Regions from separate parts of the Homo sapiens genome. Here region 2 is linked to region 1. A link is a contact called in ENCODE Hi-C or POLR2A ChIA-PET data. All regions are on one chromosome and are shown on one strand. Each heading gives the region's core, a stretch centred on a gene start or an enhancer-like site at or near the end of the contact. The rest is flanking DNA. Distances are from core to core; before and after follow the strand shown.

Evidence for each region. Hi-C counts contacts between places; a loop is a spot of excess contacts on that map. ChIA-PET counts read pairs that join two places held with the same protein, here RNA polymerase II (POLR2A). Pooled maps may share reads with other maps.
Region 2: a pooled map shows a loop between it and region 1 (2.3-fold over the local background). The contact joins two enhancer-like sites. A Hi-C loop is called at or near these places in 1 of 50 pooled maps. POLR2A ChIA-PET finds 5 or more read pairs at or near these places in 4 of 52 experiments (GM10248, PC-9, T-cell and 1 more).

The regions. Positions count from the first base shown.
Region 1 is chr6:14,073,454-14,077,443 of GRCh38, forward strand. No RefSeq gene overlaps it. Among named protein-coding and RNA genes, the nearest start is that of CD83, 42 kb to the right of the region's middle. Within about 2 kb of position 1,963, at least 13 of the 41 ENCODE cell types and tissues checked have a DNase peak (open chromatin) inside an H3K27ac peak, as active enhancers do.
Region 2 is chr6:16,318,856-16,323,314 of GRCh38, forward strand. All of the region lies in intron 7 of ATXN1 (ataxin 1), which reads right to left. Among named protein-coding and RNA genes, the nearest start is that of GMPR, 82 kb to the left of the region's middle. RefSeq lists enhancers at 1,483-1,602, 1,515-2,348, 3,826-3,885. Within about 2 kb of position 1,281, at least 32 of the 41 ENCODE cell types and tissues checked have a DNase peak (open chromatin) inside an H3K27ac peak, as active enhancers do.

The sequences.
Region 1 (3,990 bases), core at 713-3,212:
AACACTTTGCTATTCATATTTGAGATAAATAATTTTATTTTTTATTATAAAGAAGTATATTTTGCATGTTTGAATGTGTTAATTTTTTAATTAAATTGTTACTTTGTTACCGGAAAGGGGTCCCAATCCAGACCCCAAGAAAGGGTGTATTAGTCGGTTCTCACACTGCTATAAAGAACTACCTGAGACTGGGTAATTTATGAAGAAAAGAGGTTTAATTGACTCACAGTTCCACAGGCGGTACTGGAAGTATGGCTGGGAGGCCTCAGGAAACTGACAATCATGGTAGAAGGCAAAGGGGAAGCAAGTATGTGTTACCATGATGGAGCAGGAGAGAGAGCTAAGGGGGAAGTGCCACACACTTTTTTTATTTTGGAGACAAGAGTCTTGCTCAGTTGCCCAGGCTGGAGAGCAGTGGCATGATCTCAGCTCACTGCAACCTCTGTCTCCAGGGTTCAAGTGATTCTTGTGCCTCAGCCTCCTGAGTAGCTAGGACTACAGGCACATGCTACCATGGCCTGCTAATTTTTGTATTTTTAGTAGAGACGGGGTTTCGTCATGTTGCCCTGGCTACTCTCAAACTCCCAAGCTCAGGTGATCTACCCATCTTGGCCTCCCAAAGTGCTTGGCTTACAGATGTGAGCCACCACACCCAGCCACTACGTACTTTTAAACCATCAGGTCTCATGAGAACTCACTCACTATCATGAAAACAGCAAGGGGAAATCCACCTCCATGAACCGATCACTTCCCACCAGCTCTCCCCCCAACACTGGGGATTACAATTCAACATGAGATTTGTGTGGAAACAGAGTCAAGCCATATCTGAGGGTTTTTGTACCTCTCACAATCTGTCTCTCCTGGGATTCTAATGTACAGGTGAGTTTGATAACCACTAGGCTAGAGGAAATGTACTAGAAAACACACACACACACACACACACACACACACACACACACACAGAGAGAGAGAGATTTAATGTCTCAAAATGTGTCTGCTCAAAAGTATCATTCAATAATTTCATGTCTTTTTGTATAAAAGGTCACAGGGATAATATTTACTTCTAAGGAAAATGTCTTTTGATCATGGGAATGATCCAGTTAAAGGGAATAGCTCAACTAAAAGTCAAGGTCTAATTTATAAATGAGGTTTATACTCCCCTTTTCCCCATGGTTCCTTCTTGCAATTTAAATCACATAATGGATTGTCATAAATGGGATCATAGTTTCCTGCAGGGACCCTGCTCTAATTATTGGTTGACTCTTGATTAAGAACCAAGCATGACATAAATTAATCAGAGATACAAGTAGCAGTCTGTCAGAAGAATAACTATTCTGTGGTTAAAATCTTTTTATTTCATATAATAAAACCACAGTTCAAGTCCAGAACCGGGGCCTAATGTGTGGTGTATTCAGATTATACAAGAGATACCTAAACCTACATTAAACGAAGAGGCAGCACACCAGAACAAAGCCCCACTGTGTCATAAACTTCACCGAAAACTAAACTGTGCCAGCTATGATAGTTACCTCAAAAGATTGTCCTGAGAATTATAATGGGATTTGTATGTGAAAGAACTTACTGAAAATCACAATTATAACCACCACATTTTGAGTTCCATTATCTGCCAGACCCTGTACCTGGCACTGAACAGACCTCATTTCACTTCGTTCTCATGGTAACACTTTGAGTGAGGAATTAACTCATCCCTCGTTCAAGGCTACACTGCCAGGGAGCCGGGATACCAGGAATGAACCCGGCCCTTCCTCCCACACATGTCCCTCCCATAAACCCTGCTCTGTCTTTTACAAATGCCATGCAGCTAATCCCAAGCATTGTGATTAATGTTCTCTTAGAATACAGAGTTATTCACAGGATTATTTGGGAGGCCCAGACAGCTTTAACAAGCTGCCTAAAGACGTTCAAGCTGATGGTTTCATTTTCACTTAGGAAGAACTTCTGACACTGATTGGGGCATTCCGTCTTTCTGTTACCCTTGCAGTCGTTGTGATAGGAAAATGTTTTTGTGTTTGATGATGAAGGTTGTTACTGAAAGAACTCAGATTTCAACTCTCTCTAGATCTCCAGGATATAAGTGAAAAAAGCAAGGTTTCAGAAACAATAAAATGCCAAGCTATATATAAGAAAGAGGGAAAACACACAGAGTCCTATTTGCTTAATTTTTTTATATGATAGGATAAAGCAAAAACTAATAAAAAACAGTTACTTATCAGGAAGAAGGGACAGGTCAGAGAGGTGAGAATGGAAGCCAGACTTCTGAGTTCACATTTTGTTGATTTGACTTTGGACTTATGTAAATGTTTTATATAATTACAAAATACAAGTGAATAAAAATAGAAAACAATCCTTCAAAATCGAAAGCAAAGTGGAAAAAAATTAACCTTGTTAATTTCTTAACTTCTAATCACTTTTGTTGAGCAAATGGGTCAACCACATATAAAGGAACTATTTCATATGGCTTTCAAGTACTGTAATATAAATACATCCCCAGTGGATTATACCTTAATGGACCAAACAACTATAAATAAATTTTAAATTGTGTTCAATAATACTACTTATTAATTATATCTTTATTTGGTAATAATATTGGTATTGTTCATTTGAAACATATGTCTGTTTATATATATGTGCAAATATATATGCATCATAATTATGTTAAAGTTATTAGGAACCAAGATTTTCAGTTTAAAAAGGTTGCAAGCATAAAATTAAACAATTTACATACAAACCCTATAACTCTAAATTTAAGTTGACAATATTGATATGAACTCATGATATATCTTCTCTTATAAAAGTATTTCTCCTACAAGCTCATGCTTGTAATCCTAGTACTTTGGGAGGCTGAGGCAGGAGGATTGCTTGAGGCCAGTTCAAGACCAACCTGGCCAACAAGCAAGATCCCATCTCTAAAATAAAATAAAATTTAAAAAAAGTATTTCTAACCACTGTTCACTAAATAATCTGGCAATGAGCATTCTTAGCACTCAGATATTTGACTCTAAATGCCAATCTCCAATAAAAGAAACCAACATTCTTTGGACAAATAGCTGATTCTAGGTTTGGGACAAGAAGTGAACAAGGTGAACCCAGAGCACATTGATTTACTAGAAAGCAAGGAGATTATCAAAGCCTTTGGAGTTGCATCATAAGAATTCTGGATTGGGAGGCTGAGGCAGGTGGAGCACCTGAGGTCAGGAGTTCAAGACCAGCCTGGCCAACATGGTGAAACCCTGTCTCTACTAAAAATACAAAAATTAGCTGGGTGTGGTGGTATGTGTCTGTAATCCCAGCTACTTGGGAGGCTGAGGCAGGAGGATTGCTTGAACCTGGGAGGCAGAGGTTGCAGTGAGCCGAGATTGCACCACTGCACTGCAGCGTGGGTGATAGAGTGAGACTTCAACTCAAAAAAAGAGAGAATTCTGGAACCAACTTGAAGGGACTCTCACTGGGCAAAGATGGAACATTTTGAGCTTCAAAAAGAATAATAACTACAGCAAATAGAATAACTTCAAGGAATCATGTATGTTAAAATCCACAAGTTAATTATAATACTCAAAAATCGTCCTCATTGTTCCCTTTTGGAAGATGCTCAGAAACCAAGTCATTATTTTAAAAGCCAATGAAGAAAATGAGTGAATGATTTATCCTGTCTTGCCTGTGTGAATTGTACTTCAGGGTTAGCAAGCAGTTGTTACAAGAAAGTTCTTTATGCAAGAATTTCAGATAATAAATGCCAGAGAACTAAGAATTTTAAATCGCATTTTTCAACCTCTAATGAAATAATGGAATCAGGCACTGATCAGCAATGGCTATTGATGCCATTATATGAAAAGCTGATGGAAAGCTTTATATGGTTGTGTCAGAGGCATTGGAACCGGAGAGACTCCATCTTGAATAGGGCTGGGTAAAATGAGGCTCACACCTGCTGGGCTGCATTCCCAGGTTAGGCATTCTTAGTCATAAGATGAG
Region 2 (4,459 bases), core at 31-2,530, 2.2 Mb after region 1:
CTGTGACACGGAAGCCCTTAGGCACACAGGTTCTAGCTCACTTGCCTTCCTTTTCTGGGGCCTTAAAATGTGTGCCTTAGGCAGGGAAGGGTGGCTCATCCCTGTAATCCCAGCACTTTGGGGGCCTGAGGCGGGAGGATCACATGAGCTCAGGAGTTCAAGAGCAGCCTGGGCAACATGGCAAGACCCCGTCTCTACAAAAAAATAGAAAAATTAGCTGGGCGTGGTGGTGTGTACTTGTGGTCCCTGTTCCTAGGGAGGCTGAAGTGGGAGGATTGCTTGAGCCTAGGAGGTCAAAGCTGCAGTGAGCTATTATGGTGTCACTGCACTCCAGCCTGGGCAACAGAGCAAGACCCTATCTCAAAAAAAAAAAATGTGCCTTAAAGAACAACATAATATTCAGTGCTAAAAAGAAATGAGCTATCAGAGCAACAAGAAGACATGGAAGAACCTGAAATGCATATCGCTAAGTGAGAGACGCCAATGTGAAAAGGCGACATACCGGATGATTCCAACTGCATGGCATTCTGGAACAGGCAAAACTATGGAGAGAGTAAAATGATCAGTGGGTGCCAGGAGTTTCAGGTGGGGTGTGGGGGACAAATAGTTGATGCATAAGGGATTTTTAGGGTGGTACAGCTGTTCTGTATAATAATGTAATGCTGGATACATGACATCATAAATTCATCAAAAACAGCATGTACAACACAGAGTGAACTGTAGTATAAACTATGGACTTTAGTTAAAAATAAGGTATCGGTACTGGCTCATCAGTTGTAACCAATCTATCACACCAATGCAAGATTTTAATAACAGGGAAAACTGTTAGGTGTGTGAGACCTCTCTCTACTTGCTGTACACCTAAAACTGCTTTAAACAATAGTCTTTAATTTTTTTCTAAATGCTATAAACAACAACAGTCTGAGAGAATCAAAACATATAAGATGACCCAGTTGGGGGCACATATAGCACATACAGTTTAAAGGAGAGCATTTTTCTCCTTTTTTTTTTTTTTTAGAGAGGTACAAAGACCCACAAACAAAAATGTGGTTTGACATAGTTTCTCTGTTGGAGCCTTTCCAGCACCAGAACAGACAGGAAGTGTGTATTACCAACAACTGCGGCACAAATCCAGGGCTGGGCTCTGCACACAGGGCAGTCACCAACTATCTATTTTTTGATACATTAGGATTCATCGCCACCAAGCTCGGCATGTTCAATGTTGGCAAGTGGGTCTGCCTTGGCTGCAAAGGGACTGACTCTACAGGCTCATGTGCCGCCTGCATGAGGGCCTCGGCTATTTTTAGGTACCAGCTAATCCATTCAATGCATAATGTTACCACCGATGACTCACAGCTCACAGAAGTCAACCAAAAAATAGTAGAATGAAAGGAAAGCCATCGGTAGACAGCCAGTAAGTACATCATGATAACAACTGCTGTACGAGCACACACACAGGCACACTCACACCCACGCCAGGACAGTCGGGAGGAGGAAATGGCACTGAATATTAAGCAGCCACCGAGTCAGGGAAGCAGTCACCTCGGGAGGCGCTGGGAAGCGACAGACGGCCCTAATAACACAGAGCCTGGCATTTAGGAAAGAAGCAAAGGAACGTGTCAACCCAGAGCACTTTACCAATACATTTTACAACTCCACTGAGCAAATGCTGTGTACTCTTCAGAGAAGCTGAACCTAGGAAGGGTGAGACAGAAGGATGGGATAATATAGAACGCCGCCAGATGGAAGCCAAAGGCTCCCCAGCTGGGGCCATCCTGGGCAGGGCTGTCCCAGCGGGCACGTCACTAACAGCCTCTTGCAGAAGAGGAGCCTGGGAGCCCTTGTTTCTGCATTGGTTGTCTTACTGATCTGGAGGGCTGGAGCACCAATGCACCCCTCAAATCCAGTTCATACTCAGAAATACAGATTGATATGCTCACGCAGGCTGGCATGACATCATTTAGCCTTAGAAACAGGAACGGCGGGAAGGGTGCTCGCCTCGGCCACTCGCGGGATTCCACCCCGAGGATTACAGGCAGGGTAAAAATGGCTTATTGTGCTCATTGGAAAAGTTCAGCCTTCTTTCTAGACTTTCATCAGCTGCCTCTCCTTCCATAAACTCTTTTTAGAACACGAGGCCTTTGATTTATTTTTCAGCTGTGAATCACTTTCTCAGGGCCCGAGCCATCTAAGTTGAAGCAGGGAAGGGAAAACTAACATTGCACAAGGTCCCAGTGCTACTGACGGGTGAGGGATATGTTCAGACTCAGATCTCTTCAGTGCCAGTTCCTGCATTTTCCAAGCAGCTAACCTACTTCCTACCCAAGGAGGAGGTGCGAAGCCCCATCCTTCTTTTGAGTTGCATTGGCTCCCACGTTGATGCTATCGCCTCGGGGGTCGCATCTGGATGCGCCACAGACTTATGGCCTCAAACTTGGAGGATATTAAGTGGATTATATTTGGCAGTGAGGCCCAAGGGAAGTGATTCTGTCATCCTTTGGGACTCTCAACCAGAATCAAGGCATGGCAAAGCAGCAACTCTCTTCCAGGGTGGGGAACGTGCTATCACCCTCCACTGAAGAGGAAGGAGGCTTCCTTTGGTGCACGCAGTAACAATGGACAACACCTGGCATTCCCCTTTCCTCCCACAGCACCTAGGTGGGGGCCTGGGGGATGCATAGACGCTTTGCTCGAGTGGAGAAAAGCTGTACTGGGCAGGGCAATGCCACAGGGATAGTGACAAACACGGAAAAGCATTTTTCTCCTACATTGCCTCGTCTGGAGCGTCAGCTGGGACAATGCTGGGGGCATCTTTCCACAGTCTTAATGAGGAATTCAGCCCCTTAAAAATCATCCCCAAACTAAACACCCCTCAGTTTTATATGCCATGGCTTTAGTTCCCATGAGGTCTGTGTGCCGCTTAGCATGAGGTCAGTACATGTTCATCTTAATGCTCTTCTTGGTTTTTTGTTAACCGACGCTAATAAATTTTTACAAGGGCTGTGCTGTTCTGGAAAGTATAAAAGTGAAGCATTAAAAAACGGAACCCTCTCAAGAGATTATCTCCTATGAAGAATCATACGTGGCCGGGCGCCGTGGCTCACGCCTATAATCCCAGCATTTTGGGAGACCGAGGTGGGTGGATCGCTTGAGCCCAGGAGTTCCAGACCAGCACGGGCAAGATAGCAAAACCCTGTCTCTACAAAAAAACACAGAAAATTAGCTGGGTGTAGTGGTACACACCCATAGTCCCAGCTACTGGGGAGGCTGAGGTGGGAGGATCAATTGAGTCCAGGAGGTTGAGGCTGCAGTGAGCCAATGATCCCATCACTGCACTTCAGCCTGGGTGACAGGGCAAGACCCTGTCTCAAAACAAGCAAACAAACGAACACAAAAACCCACAGAAAAACAAAACTCATTTGCCTGGTTTAGAGAGGAGAGTGCTGCAGCTCAGAGAGGTGAAGTAACTTGTCCTGCCAGAGACCCAAATCCGCACCCCTGGGTCTGTCACCACCATACTATATCACACTGCTTTCCCTGGGGGTGTGATGTTGGGGGGGTCTTATGAGTTCAGGCATCCTCAAGAGTCTGTTCATGCAGGATTTCTGCCTAGAGTCACAATGCCATCTGTTTTGGAGAAAACCATCTCTTCTTCCACAACTTCCCCAATCAAATTTGTGATTTTGCTTATTAAGCTCAACAATTTGCACATTTCTGAATTTCTCTGTGGGTGCAGTGTCAGCAGTGCCTAACCAGTTGAGAAGACCAGGAAGATTCTTCAGGCTAGGGGAGAAAACCCCTCAGGAAGGCACTGCAGAGGGGAGAAGGATGTAGCCTTTGGAACCTCAATTAAGTCCAGATATGAGTTCTCTCTCTCCCTCCCATCTCCCCCTCTCATGCTCTCTGTCTGAGTCTCCACTGACTCTGAACCTGTCACTTGTGGCAAACACAGCTGGTGGAGTATTTTAGCTGTGATGATGTCAGCCGATTTCTGATAGGCTCCTCGGTAAAGTGACAAATCATTGGTTGCGTCAGGCCTTGCACTTTTGTTTCTACAGCGTGAAGCCCTAGCTGCCTTTTCAGCAGGTCTCAGCACACTTGCCTTTCTTTGAGGAAGCCCTTCCCGGCATGCAGCATAGCCACGCGGGGGCCAACCTCACAGACCTGCCAACAGGCCCTGACAACACTTCTACCTGCTCGTCTGCACCCTGGCTGTCAGTAGAGAGATTTAGTGATCTCACTATGGGAAAAAACATGAGAACAGGGCTCTGACTTCACAGGGAAGCCAATTTCTCTTTCATTTAATCATTAATTTTGCAAAGTTTGGAGTAGGGAAAAACACACCTAGATCTTCCTCCCCAAGAACAGAAGAGGGCTGTAAGGGGCTGGGCGCAGTGGCTCACGCCTACAATCCCAGCTTTAGGAGGCTGAGGCGGGTGAATCACCTGAGGTCAGGAGT